2 separate regions of the Homo sapiens genome follow, and region 2 is linked to region 1. The links are chromatin contacts, found by Hi-C or POLR2A ChIA-PET in ENCODE. All regions are on one chromosome and are shown on one strand. Each heading gives the region's core, a stretch centred on a gene start or an enhancer-like site at or near the end of the contact. The rest is flanking DNA. Distances are from core to core; before and after follow the strand shown. Region 1 overlaps DST (dystonin). Region 2 overlaps DST (dystonin).

The links. Hi-C counts contacts between places; a loop is a spot of excess contacts on that map. ChIA-PET counts read pairs that join two places held with the same protein, here RNA polymerase II (POLR2A). Pooled maps may share reads with other maps.
Region 2: a pooled map shows a loop between it and region 1 (2.6-fold over the local background). The contact joins two enhancer-like sites. A Hi-C loop is called at or near these places in 19 of 37 single-sample maps with no recorded cell type and 15 of 50 pooled maps. POLR2A ChIA-PET finds 5 or more read pairs at or near these places in 1 of 52 experiments (Panc1).

What each region holds. Positions count from the first base shown.
Region 1 is chr6:56,592,996-56,598,600 of GRCh38, reverse strand. DST (dystonin) reads left to right here. Exons shown (of 104, transcript NM_001374736.1): 46 at 1-125; 47 at 595-861; 48 at 4,408-4,938. Among named protein-coding and RNA genes, the nearest start is that of DST-AS1, 250 kb to the left of the region's middle. RefSeq lists an enhancer at 4,451-4,710. Within about 2 kb of position 2,945, at least 3 of the 41 ENCODE cell types and tissues checked have a DNase peak (open chromatin) inside an H3K27ac peak, as active enhancers do.
Region 2 is chr6:56,866,561-56,872,165 of GRCh38, reverse strand. All of the region lies in intron 3 of DST (dystonin), which reads left to right. It also overlaps the pseudogene RPL17P26. Among named protein-coding and RNA genes, the nearest start is that of DST-AS1, 25 kb to the right of the region's middle. Within about 2 kb of position 3,310, at least 3 of the 41 ENCODE cell types and tissues checked have a DNase peak (open chromatin) inside an H3K27ac peak, as active enhancers do.

The DNA.
Region 1 (5,605 bases), core at 1,696-4,195:
CTTTGATTGAACAGAAACTTAATGAAGCTAAGATAAAGTGTGAACAGCTTAATTTAAAAGCAGAACAGTCTAAAAAGGAGCTGGATAAAGTTGTGACAACAGCAATCAAGGAAGAAACTGAAAAGGTCCTTATTCAAATATGTGGTGCACTATTGCTATGTCAAAAAGCTTAACAGCTACTTGATTTATTATTAATATCCAGTGGTAGTAAATAAGGATTATCACTAAGGATTATTATGGGATTCTGGGTTTCCAGGTACATAATTGACCAAGTACTACAAAAGGTTTGAAGAGTTGGCTTTGCTTAACTTTTTCTTAATATTTAAGTGAGGTTGTGAAACTTTCTTCTTGTGAAATGTGTGATCACTCATCAATTATAGTTAAAATTTTGGAATGTATTTTTAAGAACAGGGGAAACTTCAAAGTAACTGCCTGTTGCTCTGAGGTTTAATTTCAGTTGTTAAGTTTTCAATTGTGTCAGTTTTTAGTACCCTCATTCTAATTTAAAATGTTCTAAGTATTTACTTTTGGAATGTCTTAAAACTATGCCTTGGCCCACGTTCTGAATTCCTCCTGTGAACTTTCCCTTCCCAGGTAGCAGCAGTGAAGCAGCTGGAAGAGAGCAAAACCAAAATAGAAAACCTTTTGGACTGGTTGTCAAATGTTGACAAAGACTCAGAAAGGGCAGGGACAAAACACAAACAGGTAATCGAACAGAACGGGACCCATTTTCAAGAAGGTGATGGCAAGTCAGCAATTGGAGAAGAGGATGAAGTTAATGGTAACCTGTTGGAGACTGATGTTGATGGGCAAGTTGGAACCACTCAGGAGAATCTGAATCAGCAATATCAGAAAGTTAAGGTGTGTTGTTATAAACATATGATATCGTTCAATTCTATTTCCAGGTTGGTAAAGAGAGAAATAACCTAGCACATGAGTTCTTTTCAAACCTTACTGACAAAAGAGGTTTTTTTCTGTGTTCATCATGTCAGATATAAATTATTATGAGAGTTCTAAGCAAGTCAAAAAATAATGAGAAATAAATTGTAGAGTTGGCATTCTCCATGTAAGTGAAGTAGAATTATTATAAAGATTTAATAATAATAGTTAACATTTATAGGACAGTTAAAGTGGGCACTCTTCTAAGTTCTTTCCATTTTAACTCATTTTGTCTTCCCAGTTACTCCTTGGGGTTTTTATTTTCATCTTACAGATGAGGAAACTGTAACTGACAGTATTAAAGTAGCTTTCTCAAGTTACATATCTAGAAAGGGCTGGAATTTGGATTTAAAACTAGGCCATATGTTCACTCTGCTAAGTCTGAATCTGTGTTCTAAGAGAACAATCTTTTTTTTTTTTTTGAGACAAGGTCTCACCCTGTCGCCCAGGTTAGAGTGCAGTGAAACAAGCATGGCTCACTGCAGCCTCAAACTCCCTGGCCCAATTGATCCTCCCACCTCAGCCTCCTGAGTAGCTGGGACTACAGGTCTGTGCTGCCATGCCTGGCTAATTTTTGTATTTTTTGTAGTGATGAGGTCTCTCTATGTTGCCCAGGCTGCTCTCGAAGTCCTGGGCTCAAGCATTCCGCCCACATCCTCCCAAAGTGGTGAGATTACAGGCATGAGCCACTGTGTCCAGGCTAAGTTGAGCTCACTTAAGTTCTTTCTGAGCTCAGCTCACCTATTCAGTTAAGGCTATTGTTGAGAAGAGATATAAAAGCCCTTCTACCAATTTACTCCATGACATAAATTAAAGCTAACATTAATGCTACTATAAGAGCAAAGGCGACTTCTGTAGAACTACTTTTAAAGTGTCACTCATTTTATTTCAATATTTGGCTTTTGACAGACGGTTTCTGGACCTCAGAAACTTTTGCAGGTCTATTTATTTTGTTCCTACCCTTCATATTTGGAATCTTTGGAATAGGGTACTCCCTGTGAGGTTCTTATAGAAAATACAAATTAAACCAGAAGAAGAATGGGAGTATTTACTGCTCACAATTTTAACGGGCTATTATAGGACCTTATTATGAAAAATAAAGTCTCTTAAAATGAAAAATCTAGTGAATTCCTAAAGGAACATTGTGAGTCAGTTACAAAGAAGTCAGGAAAAGTTAGTAAGTTGACCAAAGTAGTGAGAAATACTGGTGGGTAGACTTAAACATAAAGATATCACACAGGAAAGCCCTTGGTTTTAGGCACAGTGTGGCATTTCCCATCTGATCATTTTACCTCAAAGAATATGGGAATCTGTGCTTTAGAAAATCCTAATCTGGGCCAGGCGTGGTGGCTCATGCCTGTAATCCCAGCACTTTGGGAGGCTGAGGCGGGTGGATCACAAGGTCAGGAGATTGAGACCATCCTGGCCAACATGGTGAAGCCCTGTCTCTACTAAAAATACAAAAATTAGCTGGGTGTGGTGGTGCGTGCCTGTAATCCCAGCTACTTGGGAGACTGAGGCAGGAGAATCGCTGGAACCCAGAAAACAGAGGTTGCAATGAGCCAAGATTGTGCCACTGCCCTCTGGCCTGGCGACAGAGCGAGACTCCATCTCAAAATAAATAAATAAATAAATAAGTAAATAAATAAATAAAAGAAAGAAAGTCCTAATCTGGCAGCATGGAGAGAGGGCCAAAGCACCTGAGCCAGGAACGTCTAGCTTTCAGTAGTTGTCCCATATGTCCTGGGCCAAGCCATTCTCTTCCTTCAGCCTAAGAGTCCTCATCTGTAGGAGGAAGGGGATGGATCTGATCATTTATATGGTGTTGCATATGTCTGTCCATGCTATTTTGTGCAAAGCCCTTCTCGGGGTGGGGTGGGGGTAGCATATGAATGTATTTCAAATACCAAAAACACAAGTCTGTGGGAAAGAAGTTAGTTAAAAATATTTACTATGTGCCCACTAGGTGGCGGGCACTGTTATAGACAGTGAGGATACCAGTGTTAATGAGCCAGTTCTGAGCTGACTAATTGGGATCAGACTTACAAGTGAACGGCTGCCCCATAGCAGTGCTTCTAAGGAAGTCCTTTTCACAGCATAGAGTTATTCTTACTCAGCTCCTGTGTGCCAGCACTGTTCTAAGTACTTGGGATTACACAGTGAGCAAAATAAATTCCCTGTGCCCCCCTTGCACACTAGTTAGTGAGAATGTTACAGTAGACAATAACTAAGTTATATGGTAGGTTAGAAGGCAGTGAGTACTAAGGGAGAAAAGGAGTTAGGTAAGGGTGGTTGAGTGTGGGGTGGGGGACCAGTTTTCAGCATTTAAACGGGACTCAATGGAGATGGGTGCAATTAGCCAAGCAGATATCTGATGAAAGAGCTGTAACTAGACAACAACAGGAGAAAAAGCTCCTAAAGTGTTTACCAGGGTGGGGATGGAGGTAAGGGTGGGAGCAGCAAAGAATCTGGAGGTAATAAAAGGGGCTCTGGGGTAATGGGAGCGGGTCATTTGGCTCCATGTAAGCCATTATAAGAAATGTGGGAAATTGCCCAGAAGGATTAGTATCCTTTTTGCCACACTTGTATGGCAAATTGGGGTGAATGGAAGAAGATGCTTATGGCTGGAGGGAAAGGGACTTCACCTACCTGATGCCTCCCTGCTTCCCTGAAGACTGAGGGGATCAGTAGCTCTGCACACCTGTGACTTGCCTGCAGCACACCTGCCTGGGAGCCCTGCCTTCCTGCCTTCAGAGTGGATTTGAATTTCTGGCACATGCCCAGCTCTGCAGGAAGTGCTCTACATATGTGATCTCATGTACTCCTTAACAGCAACCTGTGATGTGTAGGAGTTATTGTCTCCATTTTCACATGCAGGAAACTGAGGCCCAGTGAAGCTGAGTAGCTCCAGGATTCTCTTTTATTATATCTGCTTCTCTAATGTCCATTGGGCTTCTCTGAATGTACAGTGTTCTTGCTTAGTTATTTTTGAAACCTTTTTAAAGCTTAAAGTTACAGATTCTTTTTCCCTATTTAAAAGTTTTTCCAGGATCATTTCGTAATAAAAAATATTATACTTGTTTGTCCAAAAATTAGGTAAAGACATTCTTTTTTGGGTAGTTGTGAGAAAGCAGGGAATAAAATGAGATCAGATTATAGACACTTATTTTAAAATTGGAATAGAAATTGGTTTTTCTAAACTTCTGAAAAATGGTGTCTGTCCTATCTGATTAAGTACATAGAGAAGATTGGAAATTTTCTTTAAAATAAGATTAGCATGCTCAAAATGCCTTGTTATTCTGAAATCCACCAATAAAAGGGAGTACGGTATAGCTTGAAAAGGGGAATGAGAAGCAAGTTGTAGCCCTGTAGATCATTGAAACCTGTCAGTCTTGAGGCGGCAAGGAGCTCCCTGCAGGTGTTACCCCGTTACTGCTTGAAGATTATGATCAATTTGTTTTCACATAGGCCCAACACGAGAAGATCATCTCTCAGCACCAAGCAGTGATCATAGCCACTCAGTCTGCACAAGTGTTGCTTGAGAAACAGGGTCAGTATCTCTCTCCTGAAGAAAAAGAGAAACTGCAAAAGAACATGAAGGAACTGAAAGTGCATTATGAAACTGCACTGGCTGAGTCAGAGAAGAAAATGAAGTTAACTCACTCTCTGCAGGAAGAATTAGAAAAGTTTGATGCTGACTATACCGAGTTTGAGCACTGGCTACAGCAGTCAGAACAAGAACTTGAAAACCTGGAGGCAGGTGCAGATGACATCAATGGTTTAATGACCAAATTGAAGAGGCAGAAGAGTTTCTCAGAAGACGTTATTTCTCACAAAGGTGACTTGAGATACATCACAATTTCTGGAAACAGAGTGTTGGAAGCTGCCAAATCTTGCAGCAAGAGAGACGGTGGCAAGGTTGATACTTCTGCAACCCACAGAGAAGTGCAGCGCAAGTTGGATCATGCTACTGATCGGTTCAGGTCTCTCTACTCTAAGGTAATGTTATTTTGATTTTTTAAGGGAAAAGTCAATCTGCAATTATAGTTTTCAATTATAGTTTTGGAACAAGAGGCAAGAAACCTAAAATCCAAAACAGGAGGAAAAGGTAGCTTTAGCCTACTTCTATTTTTTTTTTTTTTTTTGAGAAGGAGTCTCACTCTGTCGCCCAGGCTGGAGTGCAGTGGCGTGATCTCGGCTCACTGCAACCTCTGCCTCCCAGGTTCAAGCAATTCTCCTGCCTCAGCCTCCCGACTAGCTGGGACTACAGGCATGTACCCCCACGCCCGTCTAATTTTTTTTCTGTTTTTAGTAGAGATGGGGTTTCACTGTATTAGCCAGGATGGTCTCGATCTCCTGACCTCGTGATCCGCTCACCTCGGCTTCCCAAAGTGCTGGGATTGCAGGCATGAGCCACAGTGCCCAGCCTTCTCTCTATCTTATTCACCTGCTTTACTTCTGAACAATGTATTTAAATATGAGAAACTTAAAGTTACTTTAGTTTTTGAGAGCATGATTTCCAGAAGTCCCAGCTCTCAAATGCTCTAATATCCAGTGTGACCACAAGATGGCGGTTGTGCATTGACTCTAAGCAAAAACAGATGCTTGCAGCCTCTCAAGCTTGGGAACTGGTTTCATCTCAGATTATCCTCTTCACAAACACTGC
Region 2 (5,605 bases), core at 2,061-4,560, 270 kb before region 1:
TTGTTTTCAGGCCTTTACTGTATGAGTGCCACTGTGCATTTTCTTGTACATGCCTCTTACTGTTCATGTGCAGTTTTTCTTGTGTATATGCTTAGTGGAATTACTGGATCAATTCTTAGTAGAATCGCTGGACATACATGAAAGTTCAACTTCAGGAGATAATGCCAAACTCTTTTTCAAAATACCTGCACCCATTTATACTTTCCTCAGCCACGTCTAAGCGAGCATGAGGAGCCACGTTCTTTTCAACACATAGTAATATTAGACTTAATTTTTTTTTCCAGTTGAATACATGCAATCTGTTAACCCCATTGTGGGCTTGATTTGCTTTACCCTGATTGTTAATGATGCCACACCTCTTTTCTTTTTCTTTTTTTTTTTTTTTTTTTACTTTTAATTGTATTTATTTTAACGCTGAATTTACTCCTGTGCTGTAAGTTTTTGTTTCTTCAGTTTCTTCTGGGATATCTTTTTCTTCTAGGCAACCCCCTCTTCTGGTTTAGGAACAATTTGTTCCTTTTCAGTAAGGATCATCTCGATGTGGCAGAGAGAGCTCATGTATGGGTTAATCCAACCATGAGCTCTGTAGGTCCAGCAGTGTGTCTTAGGTGCTTTGTTTATTTGGATATGCTCAATGACCAGAGAATCTACCTCTAAGCCCTTAAGTTCAGCATCACTCTCTGCATTTTTAAGCATGTGCAGCAAAAATTCAGCACTCTTTTTGGGCCACCGACCTTGTGTCCGGCCTCACTGCTTGGCCTGGGCACACCTGCCAACTCCAGCATTGTAACGTTGGAATGGTACACACTGTTTCTGTAAAGTGACATCTTTCAGATACTTCGTGGCTTTTCGTATATGCATACCCTTGGTGTCCTGGGCAGTTTCACGAGTGTTCTTAAAGTGAACACGAAGATTTGAACCTCTTGATTTGCATGACTTTGTGTGGTTCTCTGGGTCAAGTAAATAGTGAACCATTTTCACAGACTACCTCAGGCCACTTAGGGGAAGAGGAAGAGCCCCACACATTTTTTCATATGTTTATATCTTTTTGTATGTTTATTAGCCATATATGTTTTCTCTTCTGCAAAATGTCTGTCCATTTCATTTGCTATTTTTCTTCTTTGGTTGTTTGTATGTTTTTTACTGATTTGAGTGGGTTCTTTATATATACATATTCTTTGTTCACTGAATTTTAATTTATATTATTATATTTTCATTGCTTGGTATTTTTGACAGTCTCTTATTCCTAACTCCTACTTTTGATACTCTTTTCCCTTTATTTAAATATATAAAATATGTTTATTTTATATGTAATATCTGATAATTAACATACCTGAAGTTTTTGCCTATGGATTTGTGTCTGTTGTTTCTATAGTTTCACCAGTGGGGCCTTGTTTCATTGTATGCTTTGTGACTTTCTTGTTGCCCAGGATGGAGTGTAATGGCATGATCTCGGCTCACTGCAACCTCTACCTCCCGGGTTCAAGTGATTCTCCTGCCTCAGCCTCCCGAGTAGCTGGGATTACAGGTGCCTGCCACCATGCCCGGCTAATTTTTGTATTTTTAGTAGAGACAGGGTTTCACCATATTGACCAGGCTGATCTTGAACGCCTGACCTCAGGTGATCTGCCCACCTCGGTCTCCCAAAATGCTGGGATTACAGGCGTGAGCCACTGTGCCTGGCTGCTTTGTGACTTTTTACCATGAGCTCTTTTTTTTTTTTTTTTTTTTTTTGCAGTTGCAAGATTTAATAGAGTGAAAATAGGGCTCCCATAAAATGGGAGGGAACCCAAAGGGGGTTGCCTTTGCTGGCTCGAGTGCCTGGGTTTATATCCCGATCATTGTCCCTCCCCTTGTGCTCTCAGGCGATAGATGATTGGCTATTTCCTTACCTCCTGTTTTTGCCTAATTAGCATTTTAGTGAGCTCTCTTTACTACCTGATTGGTTGGGTATGAGCTAAGTTGCAAGCCCCGTGTTTAAAGGTGGATGTGGTCACCTTCCCAGCTAGGCTTAGGGATTCTTAGTTGGCCTAGGAAATCCAGCTAGTCCTGTCTCACCACGAGCTCATTTTTGACTGAACTTTATCTGTGGTAATTTTAGAGGCTAGGCTTGAAAGTACATTTCTCTAGAGTGGATATTCTGTTAGTTTTGCCAGGGAAATCTAAAAAAAAAAATCTCAGCTGGGTGCGGGTGGCTCATGCCTGTAATCCCAGCACTTTAGGAGGCCGAGGCAGGTGGATTGCTTGAGCTCAGGAGTTCAAGACTAGCCTGGGCAACATAACAAGACATCGTCTCTACTAAAAATCAAAAAAATTAACTGGGCATGATGGCGCCTGCCTGTAGTCTCGGCTACTCGGGAGGCTGAGGTGGGAGGCTCGTTTCAGCCTGGGAGGTTGAGGCTGAGATTGTACCACTGCACTTCAGCCTTGGTGACAGAGCGATTCCCTGTCTCAAAAAAATAAATAAAAATAAAATCTCAGTTTCAGAGTTTTTCATACTGCATAGATTGTGTGAACTTGGGCCATAAAATACACATGAGAATCAGCTTGTGGTTATGAAGTTTTTTTTTTTTTTCTTCTCTGTCCAGCCACAAGCTTGACATGGGCAAGTGTCCTTGCAATCTCAGGGTATTTTTCTTTGGTTTTCCTAGTTCATGCTTCCCTGGCTTTATTTGTTTGTTTCTATTTTTGTGTTTTTCACTGAGACTCCTTTGGCTTTGTCTTCTGTCCCCTGAGCAGGTCGTCCTACTCTTCTGTCTCCTGTTTGTCAAGTGAAACTTTAGATGAGAGGGAATCAGCCTAACATTTCTGTATTTGTGCTTTTGCTTTTCTATTGCTCTAGCCTCTAAGAATTTTTCTTATTTTCCTGCCCCTTTGCTGATTCATTTAAAAATATTTTATCCAGCATTTTTAGCTACTGTACAGCAGGAAGGTTTGTTAGGAAGTCAAGTCTGCAATATATCTGAGAAACCCTTGCCTTGTTTTTGTATGACTAGACTCCCCAAAATAGGTCCCCTCAGATCAGAGCCATATGTACCCCAAAGTTCTAGCATCCATACCTAGAGCCACCAAAAGTTTTTTAAAAAATCTGTACATCATTATCAAAGTACAGTAGCCATCGTCTGCCAAGGCATAGCTTTTAGTCCTTATTTTTAGTATAATTTCATTTCTATGTAGGGCTGTGCAGTACATTTAGCCAATTGTTTCTTATCTCTTGGTCTTAAAGCAGATGACAAAGGACCTTCATTTCCCACAGAGGGTAGAATTCATGTTTACATAGGGTATTGAGAAGTGCTGTAGTGACTCACTTATTTCAACTCTCAAATTTCAGTACATATTTGTCATTTCTGTTAGGCCAAATCAACTTCCTAATTGCACCATGTTTTGTTATAATTTGGAGTTGAACCTAAAACTCCAATAGAGAAAATGTTCATGGAATATTTTTGTGATAAAATCAGATAAAAATTGTTAAATAGCAGTTGTGATTGTCAAATTATTTTATTTTATTGTTGATTTATTTTATCATTGGTTTTTATTTTTGTTTTTGGTAGTTAACAACATTCTAAAAAAATGTTGTAGTCCAAAATACACTTCTTTTTTTTGAGAGGACGGTGAGTTGTGGCATTGGGAGAGGGTATTTTCTGTTTTCTTACATGTGCTACTCAATACACAATATCTCTGACTCATTAGCATTTAAACTTAGTTCAGGGTAACTATATAAAGAGGCTCTTTAGAAGTTTGAAAATGAAACATTAAAGGTATGGAATTTGTATATCAAAAAAGCTTTAGAGATGATGGATTTGTGGACAATTTAGGAACATCAAAAGTCATCCAGCCTGAGTTGTTGTTTTAAGGAAATAAGGCCCAGAACAGTGACCTGAGATGCTGAACTATCAGAACCACGATTGGAAACAAGACCTCATAGTTGAGAACACTCTCTTCAACGCTGCATTGTTTTCCTGTTTATATGCCATGTTTAGCTAAGCATTTAAAATTGTTTATACTTACAAATTAAAAATAATTATTTCTACTTGCATGTTTTGTAAAATGAACTGACACCCCCCATGTTTAAAATTGATTTAGAAAACCCAGACATTTAATGTTTTTTAAAAAAACTACATAATAATATTTGGAATTTATGGGAGTATTAAAGAGGCAACACAGCTTTCTGAAGTTTATTTCTAGAACACGGGTAATCACCATGACTCCAGGCACACCCGTCTGTTTATTAAAGCAGAAGAATCAAGAAGTCTGAGATGCAGACGTTTCAGGATACTAGGGAAGTGAAAAATAGTTTTTTCTGAAATGAGAGCCCTACTATTTTTTTTTTTTTTGAGACGGAGTCTCGCTCTGTCGCCAGACTGGAGTGCAGTGGCGCGGTCTCGGCTCACTGCATCCTCTGCCACCCGGGTTCAAGTGATTCTCCTGCCTCAGCCTCAGCCTCCCGAATAGCTGGCACTACGGCTGTGCACCACCATACCTCAAAATACACTGATTTTTGTATTTTTAGTAGAGACGGGGTTTCACCATGTTGGCCAGGATGGTCTTGATCTCCTGACCTCGTGATCCGCCCACCTTGGCCTCCCAAAGTGCTGGGATTACAGGCATGAGCCTCCGCATCCAGCCAAGCCCTGCTTTTTATAAATAAATGACTATCATTATTTCCTGTTTTTAAATCTTTTAAAAACTCTTTTGGAACTTTATCAGCTCCCTATAACTCCAGAGATAACCATAAATGAGACTGTAAAAGAAATGAAGTTATAAAGACAGACATTTCATATCAACAGCATTTTTATTGATGCTGACCAACAATATTAACAGTAGTGGGCATTTCTTAAGCACTTCCTATGAGTCAGGCTCTGTGCTTGGCAATGGGCATTAGGTCATTTAATATAGCAACCCTAAGAGGTAGATATTCTTTATAAATAAGAAAGCCAAAGCTTAGAAAGTTTAAGTAGTTTGTCCAAAGTCCTATAGCTAATAAGTAGTGAAGCTGGGTCAGGAGGCACAGAGCTCTGCCAGACTGCAGGGCCAGGTCTAGCCTCGGTTCTCTGTTATCCCCCCAGTTAGCTTGCTGAGAGCAATCCCATTTCTGATTTATGGTTAGGAGGGTTTAACTGTGGGTTGTGAGACTATGTTGTGCTTTAAATCTGTTGTTCTGTAACAAGCTTCAGGGCAAGTATTGCAGGCGATGATAAATAAGATAAATAAGAAATAAAGATAAATAAGAAAAAACTAATATTTATTGCAGGAAATTGGAACTCGTTGAGTACATACAAACTGTGTGCTAGTTAGTATGGGTGCTTTTGCAAAATTCTTTTACTGTTCATTTTCCCATTTCACAAATATTTTCTGAGCACCTGCTATGGGTTTGCCACCATGCTAGGAACTGGGGACACAGCATGAATGAAACAAAGGGCTTACTTTCTGGTGGAGGAGACAGACAACAAGCAGATTAACAAGTAAATACATAATGTTTCAGATGGTAATAAGTGCTGTGGGGGAAAGTGAAGCAGGATAAGGGGCATAGAGTAATTGGTGAGGAGGGTAAAGTTACATAAGGCTTTTAGGGGAAGAACTTTCTTTAAAAGGTTGACATTTGAGC